Linked DNA regions of Homo sapiens: all the other regions are linked to region 2. Evidence: chromatin loops called from intact Hi-C (ENCODE). Cell type or tissue: B cell. All regions are shown on one strand. Links, peaks and the distances in the headings refer to the core of each region. The heading gives the core; the rest is flanking DNA. Region 1 holds the start of PGAM5 (PGAM family member 5, mitochondrial serine/threonine protein phosphatase). Region 2 holds the start of LOC124903065 (a long non-coding RNA gene). Region 3 overlaps GOLGA3 (golgin A3). Region 4 overlaps GOLGA3 (golgin A3).

The links. A loop is a pair of places that touch in the nucleus more often than their neighbours do. Peaks named below come from ENCODE experiments on the same cell type or tissue, not always from the same donor. Only the 100,000 strongest peaks of a DNase experiment are listed, where the experiment ranks them.
Region 1: it touches region 2 in a loop (18-fold over the local background); 5 of 110 quality-filtered maps call a loop at or near these places.
Region 3: it touches region 2 in a loop (12-fold over the local background); 17 of 110 quality-filtered maps call a loop at or near these places.
Region 4: a loop joins it to region 2, with 13 times the contacts of the local background. A loop is called at or near these places in 19 of 110 quality-filtered maps.

What each region holds. Positions count from the first base shown.
Region 1 is chr12:132,708,636-132,713,681 of GRCh38, reverse strand. PGAM5 (PGAM family member 5, mitochondrial serine/threonine protein phosphatase) reads right to left here and starts at 2,840. Exons shown (of 6, transcript NM_001170543.2): 1 at 2,615-2,840. The coding sequence starts at 2,805. It overlaps LOC124903063 (a long non-coding RNA gene), which reads left to right and starts at 3,087. Exons shown (of 2, transcript XR_007063551.1): 1 at 3,087-3,188. RefSeq lists silencers at 2,324-2,433, 2,644-3,103 and an enhancer at 3,274-3,323. In B cell, for the core only: no CTCF peak of the experiment used is centred there; a DNase peak (open chromatin) is centred at 2,981; H3K4me3 peaks cover 2,408 bases; H3K27ac peaks cover 1,652 bases.
Region 2 is chr12:132,906,333-132,911,378 of GRCh38, reverse strand. LOC124903065 (a long non-coding RNA gene) reads right to left here and starts at 2,711. Exons shown (of 2, transcript XR_007063553.1): 1 at 2,231-2,711; 2 at 1-385. RefSeq lists a silencer at 2,938-2,987. In B cell, for the core only: no CTCF peak of the experiment used is centred there; DNase peaks (open chromatin) are centred at 2,768 and 4,011; H3K4me3 peaks cover 2,036 bases; H3K27ac peaks cover 1,524 bases; H3K27me3 peaks cover 105 bases.
Region 3 is chr12:132,817,881-132,822,926 of GRCh38, reverse strand. GOLGA3 (golgin A3) reads left to right here. Exons shown (of 24, transcript NM_001389683.1): 2 at 616-931. The coding sequence starts at 799. Among named protein-coding and RNA genes, the nearest start is that of GOLGA3, 8.5 kb to the left of the region's middle. RefSeq lists an enhancer at 2,414-2,463. In B cell, for the core only: no CTCF peak of the experiment used is centred there; DNase peaks (open chromatin) are centred at 2,646 and 3,286; H3K4me3 peaks cover 1,341 bases; H3K27ac peaks cover 2,746 bases.
Region 4 is chr12:132,765,905-132,770,775 of GRCh38, reverse strand. GOLGA3 (golgin A3) reads left to right here. Exons shown (of 24, transcript NM_001389683.1): 24 at 1-1,862. Among named protein-coding and RNA genes, the nearest start is that of ANKLE2, 6.5 kb to the right of the region's middle. RefSeq lists a cis regulatory region at 1,150 and enhancers at 1,066-1,235, 2,704-2,753, 2,864-2,913. In B cell, for the core only: a CTCF peak has its summit at 2,234 (motif pointing left); DNase peaks (open chromatin) are centred at 475, 1,332, 2,205 and 2,535; H3K4me3 peaks cover 2,445 bases; H3K27ac peaks cover 3,204 bases.

The DNA.
Region 1 (5,046 bases), core at 715-4,714, 200 kb after region 2:
ACAAAAAAAGTTCAACGCGGCAGAGCTGGGAATAGCAAAAGTCGAACCTGCTGGTATTTACTCGCTGAGACAGTGGCGGAAAAGGAAGCTGTGGAAGGGCACGGTGGTGACTCAAGGGCTCCGTTTGGGCCACGCCGACCTGGGGGCCTGTCATAAACCAGGCCAAGACTCAAATTGGCAGGTATGGGGGAGTCAGGCTGAGCCAGAGAAAATATTTGGGAGCTATAGGCACAGAGACAGGAAGCCGTAAACTGCATGAGACCTCCAGGAAGAAGCTGGAGATTTCACCAGATGAGGCTCTGGAACTTTCAAGTGTGGACAGGTGAGACTCAAGAAGAAACATGCTGTCTTCTAGCACCTTCCTGTAGTTGCTCATGCCTTCTGTCTGTATAAGTCTTTCCCAACCCACAAGGCCCAATTCACTTCTCCCCAGACATGACAAGCAAATACAGAACACCTGCTTAAAAGAGAAAGGCTGGGCTCAGCTCCCGGTTCTACTTCAAGTTCTTTTTTTTCTTTTTTGAGACAGAGTTTCACTCTATCACCCAGGCTGGAGTGCAGTGGCACGATCTGGGCTCACTGCAGCCTCCACCTCCTGGGCTCAAGTGATTGTCCTGCCTCAGCCTCCCAAGTAGCTAGGACTACAGGTGCATGCCACCATGCCTGGCTAATTTTTTTGTATTTTTAGTAAATACAGAGTGTCACCGTGTTGGTCAGGCTGGTCTCGAACTCCTGACCTCAAGTGATCCGCCCACCTCAGCCTCTCAAAATGCTGGGATTACAGGTGTGAGCCACCGCACCCAGCCTACTTCAAGTTCTTTAACGGCAGAGTAAATCTGTTTCCTTAAAAAGACCTAAGAAATTCAGAATATTGATTCAGAATTTCTGATTTTTCAGAATTCTGATTTTTAAAAAAGAATATAACAGGCTGGGCATGGTGGCTCATGCCTGTAATCCCAGCACTTTGGGAGGCCGAGGTGGGAGGATCACCTAAGGTTGGGAGTTCAAGACCAGCCTGACCGACATGGAGAAACCCCGTCTCTACTAAAAATACAAAATTAGCTGGGCATAATGGCGCGTGCCTGTAATCCCAGCTACTCGGGAGGCTGAGGCAGGAGAATTGCTTGAACCCGGGAGGCGGAGGTTGCAGTGAGCCGAGATTGCACCATTGCACTCCAGCCTGGGCAACAAGAGCGAAACTCCGTCTCAAGGAAAAAGAAAAAAGAAAAGAAGGAAAAAGAATGTAACTCCAGTCTAATCATGAGAAAACCTTCAGAGAAGTCTCAATTGAGGGACCTTCTACCAAACCCCTGACCAGGACGCCTCAAACACTCATGATCATCAAAACAAGTCTGAGAAATTGTCACAGCCAAAACATGCCTACGGAGGCATGAAGACTACTTGTCATGTGGGACCCTAGAACAGAACAGCAGGTAAAAGCTGAGGAAATCTCAATGAAACATGAACCTTAGTTAACAGTAATGTATTATAAACTAATATAATAACTATAATTAATCTATATTATTTTGGCTCATTAATTTTGATATATACACCATGCTTAGTGTATGATGCTAATAATAGAGGAAATAAGGTTAACAAAAGATAAAAATCTAATATAAAGTACCTAACGCAACCACAGTAGTATAATTCTGTGCCCCCTTTCTCAAAGTACTGAGTATAATGAGGAGTTAGGACTGGGAAAACCATCCTTGCCGCTAGAGCAGTCCTGGCCGACAGAAACAGAATGCCAGCAACATGTGAAATTATACATTTTCTAATAGCAACATTAAAAAGAAACAGGTGAATTTCGATCATACTTTTAATTCAATATGCTAAAAATACTATTTCAACACATAACTAATGTTAAAAACCTGCACTACTTTTTTTTTTTTTCCTTTGAGACAGGCTCTGTTGCTCAGGCTGGAGTGAAGTGGCGGGATCTCGGCTCACACTGTGCAGCCTGGGACCCCTGGACTCAAGGGATCCTCCTACCTCAGCCTCCCGAGTAGCTGGGACCACAGGCGCGCGCCACCTCGCTCGGCCAATTTTTTTTGTATTTTTTGTAGAGATGGGGGTCTCACTATGTTGCCCAGGCTGGTTTCAAATTTCTCAAGCGATCCTCCGGCCTCAGCCTCCCAAACGCTGGGATTACAGGCCTGAGCTACCGCACCCGGCCCTGCTTGCGTTAAGTTTAAATTGACGTAAACTAAGCATTCCCTTCAGGAATCACACGAGCCATATTTCAAACGCTCAATAACCGCACGCAGCTCGCGGGCGCGCTCCTGCAAACGCCCCTGAAGGAGGCCCGGCTTCCACCTCAGCCTCGCCCCGGCCCGCGCTCCGGCGATGGCACCCAGGGCGGACTCGCAGGGGCGGGGAGAAGGGCGAGGACGCGACGGAGCTCGGCCACAGAAGCCGGCGGGAAGGGTCAGCCGCCCCCGGAACCCTCCGCGCAGAGCGGCCCCGGAAAGCGGCTCCTCCGCTGGGGAAAGCAGACGGCGACCCCAGATCCCGACCCGATCGCAACCTTAAACCTGGTCCCGATCTCGATCCCAACGGTAACACCTGCCCTGACCCCCATCCCGACCCCGGCCCCAAACAGCCCCGCGCGCACCTGTCCCAGTTGGGGTCCCAGACACCGGGGCCCGGCCGCGCGCCCCCCGCCCAGGCCGGCGGCTCAGCCGGGCGTGGCTCCGCGTCCCCGCCTGCGCGCGGCTTCCCTACCGCCACGGCCGAGAAGAGCACGGCGGCCGAGCCCCCGGCCAGCCCGCAGGCCGCCAGCTGCAGCGCCTGCCGGAACGCCATGCCGCTTGCTCCCGCGCCGGCCCGCGCAGGCGCCCACGGCCCCGACGGCGCTCCGCGAGGAACACGCTTCCCCCGGCTGCCGCTTCCGGGCGGCGGGGGCGGAAGTCCCGCCTCCTGGGGCGCGGCAGGACGCGGGGCAGCCTTGCGCGAAGGGGCGTTTTCGTGGAGCCACCTGCCGCGCCACGCTCCAGTCCCGTCACTTGTGCTCGCGAGCGCCGGTGCGCGCAGGTGCGGGCGGGGTTGTGGGGACGCCGGGAGGGCGGCGCGGTACTTTCCAGAAGGTTCCGCACCGGAAGCGCCTGCCGAGGCCGGAGGCTGGGTGCAGGGGCGGAGACGCGGAGAACTTGGGATCCTGGTTTAAGGGAGCTGGGAAGCTGCCGCAGGTTTGTTTAAACGATATTTTTTTGGTGGCGGAACACGAAGTAAAGTTTTCCGTCGGCGCAGTTCCTGCGTGTGCTGTTCAAGCGGCCTGAAGTGCGTTCAGGTTCGGCCGGGCTGTCCCTCCTCCTGGTCCCGACCCCTCAAACCCCGGGCCGAACACCGCCCTCTCCTGCGGGACAGTCTTTCTATGGCCGGCGCGTTTCGCCTAGCAGGGTCCTCAGAGGGACCGCGTTAGAGCCTGGGTTTCCTTCCAGGGGGACCAGCGCTCCCTGGGTGGACCGACCCCACCGCTTACCCATTGCTGGACGCCTGCGTGCACCGACCCCACCGCTTACCCATTGCTGGACGCTTGCCCTGTTGCCATCTCCTCGCTAGCGTGAACAGTGCTGCGTGCAGATCTCTCTTTCATTGATTGTTTTGCGTCTGTACCCAGAAGTGGGATTGCTGGACCATCTCTGCCCATTTTAAAATTGGGAAATGACATGATCTGATTTAAGCTATTTAAAAATCACTTGGGCCTGGGCTCGGTGGCTCACGCGTGTAATCACAACACTTTGGGAAGCCGAGACAGGCGGATCACCTGAGGTCAGAAGTTTGAGACCAGCCTGGCCAACATGGTGAAACCCGGTCTCTACTAAAAATACAAAAATTAGCCGGGCACGGTGGCTCCAGCCTGTAATACCAGCTACTCAGGAGGCTGAGGCAGGAGAGTTGCTTGAACCCAGGAAGCGGAGGTTGCAGTGAGCTGAGATTGCCTCACTGCACTCCAGCCTGGGCAACAGAGTGAAACAATGTCTCAAAAAAATAAAAATAAAAAAACTGAATGGTTCCACAGAAATACTGAGACTTCTGCTTAAACAGGCTTTCTTGAACCTGTACGCTTCCAGTTGGGTCTGCTGCTTCCAGGTCATTTACTAAAAATGATAGGAAGATTTAAAAAATAAAAATAAAAGGAAGGCCGGGCGTGGTGGCTCACGCCTGTAATCCCAGCACTTTGGGAGGCCTAGGTGAGCGGATCACGAGGTCAGGAGCTCGAGACCATCCTGGCTAACACGGTGAAAACCCGTCTCTACTAATAATACAAAAAAAAAAAAAAAAAATAGGGCATGGTGGCGGGTGCTTGTAGTCCCAGCTACTAGGGAGGCTGAGGCAGGAGAATGCCGTGAACCCGGGAGGCGGAGCTTGCAGTGAGCCGAGATCGCGCCACTGCACTCCAGACTGGGCGACAGAGCGAGACTCTGTCTCAAAAAAATAAAGGAAAATTGGGCCGGGCGCAGTGCCTCACGCCTGTAATCCCAGCACTTTGGGAGGCTGAGGTGGGCGGATCACGAGGTTAGGAGATCAAGACCAGCCTGACCAACATGGTGAAACCCCGTCTTTACTGAAATACAAAAAAGCCTGGCGTGGTGGTGCGCGCCTGTAGTCCCTGCTACTCGAGAGCCTAAGGCCGGATAATCGCTTGAACCTGGGAGGCAGAGGTTGCAGTGAGCCAGGATGGTGCCACTGCACTCCAGCCTGGGTGACAGAGACTCTGTCTCAAAAAAAAGAAAATCAGCCAGGCTCAGTGGCTCATGCCTGTAATCCCAGCACTTTGGGAGGCCGAGGCGGGCAGATCACCTGAGATCAGGAGTTTGAGACCAGCCTGGCCAACATGGTGAAACCCCATCTCTACTAAAAATACAAAAATTAGCTGGTACATACCTGTAATCCCAGCTACCCAGGAGGCTGAGGCAGGAGAATCGCTGGAATCCAGGAGGCAGAAGCTGCAGTGAGCTGAGATCACACTACTGCACTCCAGCCTGGGTGACAGAGCAAGACTCCATCTCAAAAAATAAAATAAAAAACAAGGGAAAATCCACA
Region 2 (5,046 bases), core at 597-4,596:
GAAAATATCCAAATAAAAGTAGCAAAAAGGAAATAATGAAGATGAAAATGAGAATTAACAGATAATAAATCCACATCTAAAAGCTTCTTTCTTGAAAAGACTAGTGAGGCAGGGCGCGGTGGCTAACGCCTGTAATCCCAGTACTTTGGGAGGCCAAGGCAGATGGATCACGAGGTCAGGAGATCAAGACCAGCCTGGCCAACATGGTGAAACCCCGTCTCTACCAAAGATGCAAAAAATTAGCCAGGTGTGGTGGTGTGTGCCTGTAATCCCAGCTACTTGGGAAGCTGAGGCAGGGGAATTGCTTGAACCCTGGAGGTGGAGGTTGCAGTGAGCCGAGATTGTGCCGTTGCACTCCAGCCTGGGCGACAGGGTGAGACGCTGTCTGAAATAAATAAATAAATAAAGACTAATGAAATGCAAAACTTCCATTGCTAGATTAGAAATAGACCCAGAATAGTCAACACAGTATTGAAGGAGAAGAGCAATGTTGGGGAGCTGACACTACCCAACTTCAAAATTTCCTATAAAGCGATAGTAATGGAGACACTCTGATACTGGCAGAAGAATGGACAAAGAGGTCAGTGGGGCAGAATAAAGAGCCCAGAAGCAGCGCCACACAAATATAGTCAACTGATGTTTGACAAAGGAGCAAGGGCAATGCAATGGAGAAAGGATAGTCTTTTTAGCAAATGGTGCTGGAAAAACTGGACATCCACAGGCAAAAATGTGAATCTAGACAAAGACCTTATACCTTTCACAGAAACTAACTCAAAATGGATCAAAGACCTGAATGTGAAATGCAAAACTATACAACTCCTGGAAGACAGCACAGAAGAAAATCTAGGTGATCCTGGGTTTAGTGATATTTTCTCAGATACCATACCAAAAGTACAATCTGTGAAACAAAAAACTGATAAGTTGAACTTCATTAAAATTTAAAACTTGTGGCCAGGCGTGGTGGCACATGCCTGTAATCCCAGCTACTTGGGAGGCTGAGGCAGAAGAATCACTTGAACGCGGGAGGTGGAGGTTGCATGGGGCCGAGATCGCGCCATTGCACTCCAGCCTGGGCAACAAGAGCAAGACTCCGTCAGGAAAAAAAAAAAAAAGGGCCAGGCGTGGTGGCTCACGCCTGTAATCCCAGCACTTTGGGAGGCTGAGACGGGTGGATCACAAGGTCAGGAGTTCAAGACCAGCCGGGCCAAGAGACCAGCCTGGCCAATATGGTGAAACCCCGTCTCTACTAAAAATACAAAAATTAGCCGGGCGTGATGGCGGGCACCTATCATCCCAGCTACTTGGGAGGCTGAGGCAAGAGAATTGCTTCAACCCGGGAGGCAGAGGTTTCAGTGAGCCGAGATCGTGCCATTGCACTCCAGCCTGGGCAACAGAGCGGGACTCCGACTCAAAAAAAAAAAAAAAGTAAACTATAAACTTCAGTTAATAATAATATATTAATATTGGTGTATCAGTTGTAACAAATGTACCAGAGTAATATGAAACGTAAATATAGGGGAAACACTATGGTAGAACATAAGGGGAACACTAAGGTAGAAAGGGATGGGGGGAACTCCTTGTTCTTTCCAGTTGATTTTTCTGTAAACCCAACACGCTCTAAACAAAAATAAAATATATTAATTTTTTTTTAGTGCAACTAAACAAGGTCCATGAAAAAGAGAATATTGGGTGGGCGCGGTGGCTCATGCCTGTAATCCCAGCACTTTGGGAGGCTAAGGCAGGAGGCTCGCTTGAGACCAGTCTGGGCAATAGAGTGAGACCTCGTCTCTATAAAAAATTTAAAAATTAGCTGAGTGTGGTGACACACACTTGTAGTCCCAGCTACTCGGGAGGCTGAAGTGGGAGGATTGCCTGAGCCCAGGAGGCAGAGGTTGCAATGAGATTGTGGCACTGCACTCCAGCCTGGGTGACAGAAAGAGACCCTGTCTCCAAAAAAGAAAAAAATATTACAGGTTGGTCTTAGGATATATATTTTTAAATCCTGGTGAAGGATAAGTGAGCTTTTCTCAGGGAAGCAGGTGGGACAGAGGGGAATCACTTTGGGAGTGGCCTCCCACTAGTGACCTCACAGACCCCCTCACTGACCCGGCAGACCCCACATCACTGACACGTAAGACCCCAGATGACGAGGCCTGCACATCTCCTGTGACGGACAGCTGAGACCCCGTACCACTGCCCGGACCCAGCCCTGGCCCAATGGGGCTCGCACCTCCAAAGCCCACGTCCACACGTTCCGAGCCCGCCGTCCCATCGCAAACATCCGGGGGCCGCCACTGCGCCTAACGACCGCCCATCTCTGACGCCTCGGGTCGGCGTTTGATTTTTAACCCAAGAAAAGAGTAAAAGTCAAGCGGAAATCAACGCAGAAGCGGTGCTGCAGCCTCTGAGCTTCCTGACGGCCGTGTCCAGAGCCGGGCTCCTCCTCCGGCGGCAGCCGCCGGGCTCACTTCAGTGCGCTCAGCTTCTCGCGGGGACAAGCGTCTGGGCGGGGACGGCCCGAGGCGGGGGTGTGGCGAGGCTGGAGAACGCTGAAAGCTGGTGGGCTTGGGAAGACAAACGACGCTCTGAAATTTGGCTCCCAGGTAATACGTTCCGGCACTTCGCGGCGGCTCAGTCAGCGCTGCTGGGTTCCACCCCTCCTATGCGTTGCTCAGGGACAGGTTTCTTAGTGACAGGCCCCTCACTATTCCCATTGGCCAGGACGCCCAAGGCCCACGCAGCCGTTGGCTAAAATTGTTGTCTGTTTCAGACACGTTGGCGAATTCCCCGCCTCTACGTTGCCGGGAGACAGCATGTTGCCTAGCAGCGTGCGGCTCCCATTGCCTTTGGGCGCGGCTCTCCGCCCCGACCCGCCCCTCTGGGACCCATCCGGGTCTGCGCCTCAGCTAGACAGGGCGGGCTGCGGCGCGCAGTCTTAGGCGTGCGCTTCGGGGAAGGGGCCCTCGCGTGGGAGGAGCGCGTCTGCGAGGGATGCGCCGGCGCAGGCGAGACCCGGAGCCGCGTGGTCTCTGCGCAGTGCGTCGTGTGGGGCGGCCGACCCCGGCCCGGGTTTCCCTGCTCGTTTTCGTCCGGGCGGGCGTCTTGGTTCCCGTTCCAGGCCAGCCCCATCCTAGGTCGCTGCTTCATCCAGCGCTTGGGGCATTTGTGTCGTTGGCGTTGTTTTCCTCTTAACTACAAACTTTAAATGTGTTCATCTACTCGTGACGGCGAGTTTAGCAGACTTTCATTCCCAGAAGACGTGTCACACGATCTGTATATTTTTCATACAGAAATTGACGGACGTCGTTACTTCTAAATTTCCACAGGGGCTGGTTCATCCCGCGGCTTTACCTAGAGAAAAACGTCTGAGGCCGGGCGCGGCGGCTCCCGCCTGTAATCCCAACACTTTGGGAGGCCGAGGCGGGCGAATCACGAGGTCAGGAGTTCGAGACCAGACTGGCCAACATGGTGAAACCTCGTCTCTACTAAAAATACAAAAAAAAAAAAAAAAAAAAAAAAAAAAAAAAATAGCCGGGCGTGGCGGCGCATGCCTGTAATCCCAGCTACTCAGGAGGCTGAGGCAGGAGAATCGCTTGAACCCGAGATGGTGCCACTGCACTCCAGCATGGGCGATAGAGCGAGACTCCGTCTCAAAAAATAATAATAAAATAAAAACCATGGACAATGGGAGGAGAACATCACACACCGGGGCCTGTCGGGGGTGGGGGGCCAGGGGAGGGATAGCATCAGGAGAAATACGTAATGTAGATAACTGGTTGATGGGTGCAGCAAACCACCATGGCACGTGTATACCTATGTAACAAACCTGCAGGTTCTGCACATGTACCCCAGAACTTAAAGTATAATTTTAAAAAGAGAGAGAGAAGCGTCTGAGCGTTTCTCAGGGACGGCGGGTGGCAGCCAGGACGGGCTGGGGCGGTGAAGTGCGGGGCGGGAAGCGACGCGTGCGCCTCCTGCGCTGGCTTCTGTGAAAGGAGGGACTGATTGGAGATCACTGCTGAAAAGTGGACTACGCATCAGTGAATAGTTAGTGAAATATGAGCTTCTACATTCAAAACCATTTGTGCTTTAAAGATTTTGTTTCACCATGGTATCGTATTTATCTGAATCCTATGTTGCTTTTGCTTTGTAATCTGAATTGTCTGTCACTCCCCCAGTCTCAGTTTTTTGTTAACTGTTCAATATTCATAGAAATGTCTCTACATGGGACCCTTTAACAGAGAGAGTAATCTGTCATAGCAAGTATTTCCTGAGTAGTTTCACTGATTCTATGTTTTTAGCAGGTCAATGTTTTCCTGGTTAGTTTTATGATTTTATCTCAATTTTTACCAGTTTGTAACCAGAACTGGAGTATTAATGAGAAGATATATAATTGTAAGTAAATATTCTATTTATTAGAAGAATAAATCACCCTGACAGTCAACAAATAATCTTTTTAAAATTTTTCATTGATGTATTGATTTATTTATTAGAGGGAGAGTCTCTGTCGCCTCATCTGGAGTGCAGTGGTGCCATCATAGCTCACTTCAGCCTCGAACTCCTGGGCTCAAGTGGTCCTCCCGCCTTAGCCTCCCAAGTAGCTGAGACTACAGGCACGTGCCACTGCGTCAGGCTGATTTTTGTATTTTTATTGGAGATGAGGTCTGCCTAGGTTGCCCAGGCTGGTCTCAAACGCCTGGGCTCAAGCCATCCTCCCGCCTCAGCCTCGCAGAGTGCTGGGATTAGAGGCACGAGCCACCACACTCGGCAATAATAACAATCTTTTTAATGGATCCACTCAAACAAAATAGAACCTGCTCAACTAAAATTTCCTGTCTATCCTCAAATAATATTAAAAACCATCCTATCTTAATATGAATTACCCTAAAATCTATTATTGGCAAATATAAGTTTTCAGTACATCAGTGAATGCTGAAGTTAGTTATATTGGGGAAACTGGCTTTTGAAATATATTTTTTAATCGATTGTAGATAGCATTGTGTGTTCAGAAGCTGTGATGGAAGTGGCATTCTACACCGGACATCT
Region 3 (5,046 bases), core at 663-4,662, 89 kb after region 2:
TTTTTGAGATGGGGTCTCCCTCTGTCACCCAGGCTGCAGTGCAGTGGTGCGATCTCAGCTCACTGCAACCTCCGCCTCCCGGTTTCAAGTGACTCTCCTGCCTCAGCCTCCCGAGTAGCTGGGATTACAGGTGTTCACCACCACACCCGGCTATTTTTTGTATTTTTAGTAGAGGTGGGGGTTTCACCATGTTGGCCAGGCTGGTCTTGAACTCCTGACCTCAGGTGATCTGCCTGCCTCGGCCTCCCAAAGTGCTGGGATTACAGGGGTGAGCCACCGCGCCTGGCCCAAATTAATTTTAAATAAAATTTAAAGCTCAGTTGCCCTGTGTGACACCTACTCCACAGATTCAGAGCTGCGCTGTCCCAGCAGAATGTTCTTTAGTTGGCACCGATACAGACATTAAGCTCCTTCAGGAAAGGGCCCAGTGTGGCTGGGTCAGCATCTTAGCCTCAAAACCTAGGATGTTGTGGGTGCTCCAGGATTATTTGCTGAATGAAAAAGTTTGTATTTGTTTCTTGTACGTATGCAAATTGGGAACCAAATGCTAATTTTGTAATTGATACTTGAAATCTGACAAGTTTCATAATACATTTTGTCTCTCTCTCCTGTCAGGTATCATGATATTAGCTGGTTTGACATCAAGTCATTTGTGAGTCATCAGATCTTCTCCTGAAAATGGGAGACACAGTAGGGCCCCTCCCAGGAGCTCTTGGCTGTTGCTGATGGCAGAAGCCAAGCTTGTCCAAGGTTCACTTGTAGCCCCTCAGCGTCAGCTCAGCTGGTGTCGTCCTGACCATGGACGGCGCGTCGGCCGAGCAAGATGGCCTCCAGGAGGACAGATCCCACAGTGGCCCCTCGTCTCTCCCCGAGGCCCCACTGAAGCCCCCGGGCCCACTGGTGCCACCTGACCAGCAGGACAAAGTCCAGTGTAAGTCGTGAGGTTCCTCTGTGTGCTGGTCACAGGAGGACCTGGTGTTGAGGGAGGACGTGGTGTTGAGGGAGGATGTGGCGTTGAGACCACTGTGAGCTTTTCACTTAATTCAAAGTTGTTTTTTTTTTTTTTTTTTTTTGAGACGGAGTCTCGCTCTTTCGCCCAGGCTGGACTGCAGTGGCGTGATCTCGGCTCGCTGCAAGCTCCGCCTCCCGGGTTCATGCCATTCTCTTGCCCCAGCCTCCTGAGTAGCTGGGATTACAGGCGCCCGCCACCGCGCCCGGCTAATTTTTTGTATTTTTAGTAGAGACGGGGTTTCACCGTGTTAGCCAAGATGGTCTCGATCTCCTGACTTCGTGATCCGCCCGCCTCAGCCTCAGCCTCAAAGTGCTGGGATTACAGGTGTGAGCCACTGTGCCCGGCCCAAAGTATGTTTTAGTAACTGAATGATGCCACCTTTAGATCAGGCACATTCCTGCTAAACAGAACTCCATTAAACGTGTGGGGCAGCAGCAGTGTTTCCCTGAAGGGATCTATGGGTCTTTATCATGTTCCCTGCCTAAAATTCTACCTTTTTTTTTTTTCGACGTGGAGTTTTGCTCTGGGTGCCCGGGCTGGAGTGCAATGGCGAGATCTCGTTTCACTGCAACCTCCACTTCCCGGGTTCAAGCAATTCTTCTGCCTCAGCCTCCCGAGTAGCTGGGATTACAGGCATGCGCTACCACGCCCAGCTATTTTTTGTATTTTTAGTAGAGATGAGGTTTCTCCATGTTGGTCAGGCTGGCCACGAACTCCCAACCTCAGGTGATCCGCCCACCTTGGCATCCCAAAGTGCTGAGATTACAGGCGTGAGCCACTGCGCCCAGCCATTTTTTTTTTTTTTTTTTTTTTTTGAGACGGTGTCCTGTTCTGTCGCCCAGGCTGGAGTGCAGTGGCACCATCTCAGCTCACTGCAACCTCTGCCTCCTGGGTTCAAGCGATTCTCCTGCTTCAGCCTCCCGAGTAGCTGGGACTACAGGCACCTGCCACCACACCCAGCTATTTTTTGTATTTTTAGTAGAGACGGGGTTTCACCATGTTGGCCAGGCTGGTCTCGAACTCCTGATCTCAAATGATCCACCCACCTCAGCCCCAAAAAGTGCTGGGATTACAGGAGTGAGCCACTGTGCCTGGCCGAATTCTGCCTTTTTGATTGGTCAGTTGCTGAATTTGTAATAGCTAGAATTCAGAAGTCGTCCCGTAGAGATCTAAGGATTACGGAGCACAGTGTTATGTTAGCCCCCTGGGTTATTCACGTGTCAGAGGGAAAGGGTGACTTAGTTATTCACTCAGTTCTCATGCCTCTTCCTGGCCAGGAGGTTCAGTGCTTTAAAACTGTAGACTACAGATGTGCTAATTTACTAGCAGAAGTCACAGTCTAATTCCTGTAAAATGATACTCAGGCGCTTAGGATGGCTTTGCTGGTCCTTGCTACATAAGCATCAGGTGAGGCAGATAACAACTTAGAGGCCCAAGATCAAGAGTTCTGAGACCCGCGGCCGTGGAACCTGCTCTTAGATCTGCTGCTCAGGAGCAATGTGCCCTCGAGCAAGACGCTGGGTTAATCTCAGCCTCCGCCCCTTTTTCTATTTTAAACATTTTATTACTGTTTTTAGAGTCAGGGTGTTGCTCCATTGAGCAGGCTGAAGTGCAGTGGTGTAATCATAGCTCACGGCAGCCATGAACTCCTGGGCTTAAGTGATCCTCCTGCCTTGGTCTCTGGGGTAGCGGTGACTATCGATGCGTGTCAGCACGCCTAGCTGATTTTTTTTTTTTTGAGACGGAGTTTTGCTGTTGTTGTCCAGGCTGTAGTGCAATGGTGCGATCTCGGCTCATGGCAACCTCCGCCTCCCGGGTTCAAGCGATCTTCTGCCTCAGCCTCCTGAGTAGCTGGGATTACAGGCATGTGCCACCACGCCCAGCTAATTTTGTATTTTTAGTAGAGATGGAGTTTCCATGTTGATCAGGCTGGTTTTGAACTCCCAATCTCTGGTGATCCCCCCACCTTGGCCTCCCAAAGTGCTGGGATTGCAGGCGTGAGCCACCGCGCCCTGTTGCCTGGCTCATTTTAAAAACTTTTTGTATAAACAGTCTTGCTGTTGCCCGGGCTGGTCTTGAATTCCTGGCCTTGAGTTATCCTTCCACCTCGGCCTCCCAAAGTGCTGGGATTACAGGTGTGAGCCACTGCGCCCGGCCTAACCCAGTAACTTTTATCTGAAATGCAAGGTTCCCCCTCTCCCAGCAGTGGAGCTCACGGGTCCTTTGCATGAAAGGCGTCTCAGTGCGTTGGTCGGGTGCCCGTGGTCTGGCTTCCTGTCTGGCACCCCTGCTTTTATTCTGGTTTTTCTTTCGGGAGGCATGACAGTAAGTATCTGCTGTTAGTTTGAACTCACATTTGCAAGTGAAAGAAACCTTTTCTTTTTTTGAGACGGAGTCTCGCTCTGTTGCCCAGACTGGAGTGCAGTGGCACGACCTCAGCTTACTGCAAGCTCCACTTCGAGGGTTCACGCCATTCTTCTGCCTCAGCCTCCCAAGTAGCTGGGACTATAGGCGCCCGCCACCACGCCCAGCTAAGTCTTTGTATTTTTAGTAGAGACGGGGTTTCGCCGTGTTAGCCAGGATAGTCTCGATCTCCTGACCTCGTGATCCACCTGCCTCAGCTTCCCAAAGTGCTGGGATTACAGGCGTGAGCCACCGCGCCCGGCTAAGAAACTCATTTTTAATTTGCTTGAGCAAAAAGCAAATTTGCTGTCCTGCATGCACGTGGGATCCGAGGAATGCTGACCCCTGTGAGACACGGAGGTGTTGCCGGGCCTCCAGAGCCACCGGAACCAGGACCAGAACCCCCTGAGGACCCTCCCTCCCCCCTCACATGTCTTGGTTCTTTGACTGTGAACTGGCCCACCCACCAGTCAGCAGTTAGGGGGCAGGGAAAAGACTGAAAATCACTTCATTGAAAGAAATCTTTCTTTGTTCCATTTGATGAGGAAATATGTTTTAGTTTGTGTTGTGGGTAATTTGTATATAATCATTTTAGTGGGTGAACTGAGGTAACACGTGGGTATAGAATTGTCACTGGTCCAACCCAGGCCTTTACCCAGCAGGCTGTCATCAAGCAGAAGCGCGGTTCTGGGCTGTCTCTGCTTCACGGGTGGTGTGATGACATCATCCACCTCTTCGCCTTAGGGTCCTCGCCTTGGAGGATAAGCTGAGGCTTTGAAATGACTCCAAAATCAGCCTTTGTAAATGTGAGGCTGTGACTCTGATTAACACTGCTGTTACCAGTGCCTGCTAGAAAGATTGTCAGCTGTGTTTTAAGTGTTTGTGGTTTTCGCTTGTTTTAAACTGGCGACTTTCATAAGATTTCTTATTGGTTTTACTTAAATGGAAAGGAAACATTGGCTGGGTGCGGTGGCTCACGCCTGTAATCCCAGCACTGTGGGAGGCCGAGGCTGGTGAATGGGGAGGAGTTTGAGACCAGACTGGCCAACATGGTGAAACCCCATCTCTACTAAAAAGACCAAAAATTAGCCAGGTGTGGTGGTGGGCACCTGTAATCCCAGCTACTGGGGAGGCTGAAGCAGGAGAATCGCTTGAATCTGGTGAGTGGAGCTTGCAGTGAGCTGAGCTTGTGTGACTGAACTCCAGCCTGGGCAGCAGAATGAGACTCCGTCTCAAAAAAGAGAAGAGGAAATGTTACTGTCGTTACTACATAAATTCTACAGCCAAGAGTGTGGAGGTGTGGAGGGTGAGTTCACCTTATAGTGTAGAGGTGTGGAGGGCGAGTTCACCTTAGAGCATGGAGGAGTGGAGGGTGGGTTCACCTTAGAGCATGGAGGAGTGGAGGGGGGGTTCACCTTAGAGCGTGGAGGTGTGGAGGGCGGGTTCACGTTAGAGCGTACAGGTGTGGAGGGTGGGTTCACCTTAGAGCGTGGAGGAGTGGAGGGTGAGTTCACCTTAGAGTGTGGAGGTGTGGGGGGGGGTTCACCTTAGAGCGTGGAGGAGTGGAGGGTGAGTTCACCTTAGAGTGTGGAGGTGTGGGGGGGGGGTTCACCTTAGAGCGTGGAGGTGTG
Region 4 (4,871 bases), core at 1-4,000, 140 kb after region 2:
ATAATCCCAGCTACTTGGGAGGCTGAGGCAGGAGAATCACTTGAACCCAGGAGGCGGAGCTTGCAGTGAGCCGAGATCGCGCCACTGCCCTCCAGCCTGGGCAACAGAGCGAGACTCCGTCTCAAAAATAAATAAATGATTTTAAAAAATCTAAAATCGAGAAATCACACATTCAGTGGGGAGCGACTTCTCCTTGCTTATGGGAAGTCCTCAAGTGAGTGATGTTCACCATGTATTTTTTTTTCTCTTAGGACAGACTAATTCTGAAAATACCGAAGGAAAAGTAGCTCTATGTTCTCACCCCGGTTTTCCTGCGTGTGTGCCCTTGGGTGCGATGCCTCCCCCAGCGCTCTGTGGTCGCCGGTGCCAGGGCCCCCTCTGGTTTGGCAGGGCCTGGCTGCCTTTGCTCCCTGCAGTGAGTCTTTTGGTGTTTTCATGCACGGCTTGTGCTTCTGGATCTGAGGCCTCTCGTGTTCACGCGGACACTTCCTTCCTTAAGAAGACGCCTAAAAGAGGAAGTTGGAATTTTTTTTTTTTTTTTTTGAGACAGAGTCTCGCTCTGTCGCCCAGGCTGGAGTGCAGTGGCGTGATCTCTGCTCACTGCAAGCTCCGCCATCTGGGTTCAAGCGATTCTCCTGCCTCATTCTCCCCAGTAGCTGGGATTACAGGTGCCCGCCACCACACCAGCCTAATTTTTGTATTTTTAGAGGGGTGGAGTTCCACCATGTTGGCCAGGCTGGTCTTGAACTCTTGACCTCAGGTGATCCTGAGCCTCAGCCTCCCAAAGTGCTGGAATTATAGGCGTGAACCACCGCCCCCGGCTGCAGTTGGATTTTTAAATTGCTTTTTTTTATTGTTGAGGTTTTTTTATCTCCAAGGGACTCTCCCGGCACTTCTACCTTCCAGAGTTACTTCAGTGCATAAAGTTTGAATTATTTTGTTCTTGTGGGCAGAAGTGGGAATGATGGAATATCCTCACGGAAAAGGCAGTGAAGTTGGGAGTACTGCTTACAAAACAGGGTCACCAGTGCATTATGTGGCGTGTTCATCCCCACGCCGTGTGTCACGGGCTAGGGCGGCGTGTTCATCCCCACACCGTGTGTCACAACAGGCTAGGGCACTTCACGATGTCACTACTTGTTTTTCTGATGTTCCAAAAACAACGTAACTTGGTTTTCATGTGTTTTTCCGTGGTATATGTGAGATTGATGCTACGGGTCTTACGGACTCACACCCGTTCCCACTCTCTGCAATATGGATCAGGCAGTGTTTCTGATAGGATGTGAAATGGACTCTCCTCGGGTGGGTCCAGCAGGGGCCCTGCCCACCAGAACACAGTCCGTGCTGTGCTGCGCTAAGGAGCTGGCCCTCAACTCTCCTTGGTGCAGGGTTCCCACAACCGAGTTCTAGTTCCCTGAGGTCTTTAAAAACAAAAACAGAATGTTGTACGTGAAGATTCTAGGAGGGGAGGGACCAGCAAATCTGAGAGAACCGTCCTGGGGCCTCCCTTCGAGGAGCCCTCTGATGTGAGGAGGGACTTGAGTTGAGTGACGCTGTGGTGTGAGGTGTTCTGAGCTCACTGACCGGAAGGTCCAGGTGAATCTCGTCATAAGTGATCTCAGGCTCTCACAGGATCCGGAGGGAAATGTGTTAGAGGGTCTGGAAAATTCAGTGCTTTTGAGTTACTTGTTTTTATTAAAAATTTCCTCACAAAAGAGAGTCCTCAAGTTGTGGCTGTTCTTGGGAAAGGGGTCACCGTGTCTGACAAAGTGTAACTTTAAAAAGCACGTTGATTTTTTACAAATGTAAGTGTGCTTGGGAATTCCTTAAATTTTGTGCAATAAACTATTTTTTGGTAAAGATTTTCATATTCATTGGAAGCTTCATTTTAATAGTTATATTTTGTCGTTTGGCAGTAACTTTTTAATCTCATGTTATTACACACTCTGTTCAACACGTGCTTTAAAAGAGAATTCTACTGTCCTGCCGGTTTCTGGCAGGAGTGAAGCAAACTTCTGTGGCTTGTGACCACGGCAGACGCGCGGCACCGCCTCCTCCGTCCTTGGCCCACGCTTCGCTTTGCCCGTTGTCATTTGCCAGGAATACAGAAGGAGGGGGAGCAAGCTTCCCGGTGAACCGGGGAAGGATGGTGACCGCTCTGTGCTGCGCCTCCTGAACTGGGTCTCATCATCCAGGTGCTGCCCTCTGCTGGGCCTCCCCGGTGACAGTGGAGTCATGACTCTCAGACCTCAGCAATGTGACTTCCCAGATTCTCGTCTTTTTCATCCATACTTTGATTTTGGTCATTAAGAGTTAACCAGGCGTAAGCTGGGTGTGGTGGCTCACGCCTGTAATCCCAGCACTTTGGGAGGCTGGGAGGGGGTGGTCACCTGAGGTCAGGGGTTCAAGACCAGCCCGGCCAACATGGTGAAACTCCACCTCTACTAAACAAAAAATTAGCCAGGGCGTGGTGGCGGGCGCCTGTAATCCCCACTTGTCAGGAGGCTGAGGCAGAAGAATCGCTTGATCGGGCAGAGGTTGCAGTGAGCCGAGATCACACCACTGCACTCCAGCCTGGGTGACAGAGCATGACTCCGTCTAAAAAAAAAAAGAGTTAACCAGGTACAGAGTTTTCAGTTAGACGTTATTAGAGGCCACCATGGTTTAAAAAGTACAGAAAAGGGGCAGGAAGTGGTGGTCGCTGGGCTTGGCCCTGTGGGATTAATGCACTTCTTCCTGTGAGCGTTACCAGCTTCTGTACCCAGAGAATTGCTACACAGAGTAAAAATTCCCTGACCACCTTCTGTGGCCTTAACTTTCTGAAATATTAAGGATATAATTTTTTTTGGTCTATAGAACCCTTAAGGGGACATGTATGTATCTGAACTTTTTCCTTTTCTCCATGGAGTTGCTACGTGTTTGCAGGCACTGCACTGACAGGTATATTTTAAGCTGTGTCTGTCTCAGCAGCTCGAAGCTCCACGCTGCGTCCTGCTACAGAGCTCAGCAGTGGGTGTCAGGAGTGGTTTTGGCAGAGATGAATGGGTCACTTCTTCCTGGCTTAGAGTGGCGGCAGGTACTGTCAGGAATTTGGGTTGAGTGTAGGACAGAGGACGTATCGCTGATGGGAGGCTCAGGATTTTTTTTTTTTTTTTTTTTTGGAGACGGAGTCTCACTCTGTGGCCCAGGCTGGTGTGCGGCGGCGCGATCTCGGCTCACTGCAAGCTACGCCTCCCAGGTTCACGCCATTCTCCTGCCTCAGCCTCCTGAGTAGCTGGGACTACAGGCTCCCGCCACCACGCCCGGCTAATTTCTTTTTGTATTTTAGTAGAGACGGGGTTTCACCGTGTCGGCCCGGATGGTCTCGATCTCCTGACCTCATGATCCGCCCGCCTCGGCCTCCCAAAGTGCTGGGATTACAGGCATGAAGGAGACTCAGGATTTAAAAATTACCAGGTCACTCAGAAATCTGAGACCTCGGGTAGTATTAGGAAGCAGGCCAGGCACAGTGGCTCATGCCTGTAATCCCAGCGCTTTGGGAGGCTGAGGCGGGTGAATCACTCAAGATCAGGAATTTGAAACCCGCCTGGCTAACATGGTGAAACCCCATCTCTACTAAAAATACAAAAATTAGCCGGGCGTGGTGATGGGCGCCTGTAATCCCAGCTACTCAGGAAGCTGAGGCAGGAGAATTGTTGAAGCCGGGAGGTGGAGGCTGCAGTGAGTGGAGTTCGTGCCGTTGCACTCCAGCCTGGGCAACAAAGTTGAGACTCGAGATAAAAAAAAAAAGCAGGAAGCAGATAATGGGGGAAACTAAGACGACTGCACTTCCGCCGTCTAGCTTGATGGATAAACATGACAGTTGCTGGCAGCGTCCCCAAGCCTTTCCCAGATGACGAGAGCAAGTCCCAGCACTTGGTGGCGTCTACAGTCGGGAGCATTTGTTGGAACTTGGCGGCCTCTACACAAGCTTCCGTCTGAGGGGGAATGTTGCAGGTTGCGATAAAGAGCATACTTGGGCAGTGGCCTTTCTCCTGGACACAGGGCAATGTTAAACTGCTGCTGGGCCGCCTCTGCCCATGTTTGCAACGCCCTCTGCTCGCCTGTGTGTGGGGGCGTCCTACAGCCCTCCTCCTGGCAGTGCCCTCTTCACCTCTGTGTGGGGGTGTCCTACAGCCCTCCCCCTGGCAGTGCCCTCTTCACCTGTGTGTGGGGGCGTCCTACACCCTTCCCCCGGCTCCACCACTGGCTGCCGGTGACCTTCACAGTGTCCACATCTCTAAGTTCTGACTCCATCTGAAGTGAGGGCTGAAGGTGGCGGAACCTCTGGGAGGCGTGAAAGCCGACTGTGGGCGCCCAAGGCAGCTGAGGGCTGGCGATGCCCTCGTTACTGATGAGGTGGGAACCTCTAGCCCCAAAGGCAGCATGTCCTGGTGGCACCTGGGGAGGCAGCTCTGGGAGCACCACCAGGACACCCATCTCCGCGGCCATCGGCTCAGGGATTTGCGGGAGATTGCTGGGCTTTTCTACACATCGTCGGGGTTGGATTTCACCTTCACATGAAATAGATATATTTTGAGACGGAGTTTCACTCTTGTTGCCCAGGCTGGAGTGCAGTGTCTCGATCTCAGCTCACTGCAACCTCTGCCTGCCAGGTTCAAGTGACTCTCCTGCCTCAGCCTCCAGAGTAGCTGGGCTTACAGGCTCCCGCCACCACGCCCGGCTAATTTTTGTATTTTCAGTAGAGATGGGGTTTCACCATTTTGTTCAGGCTGGTCTTGAACCCCTGACCTCAGGTGATTCACCTGCCTCTGCCTCCCAAAGTGCTAGGATTACAGGCATGAGCCACCGCGCCCGGCCCACAGTGAAAT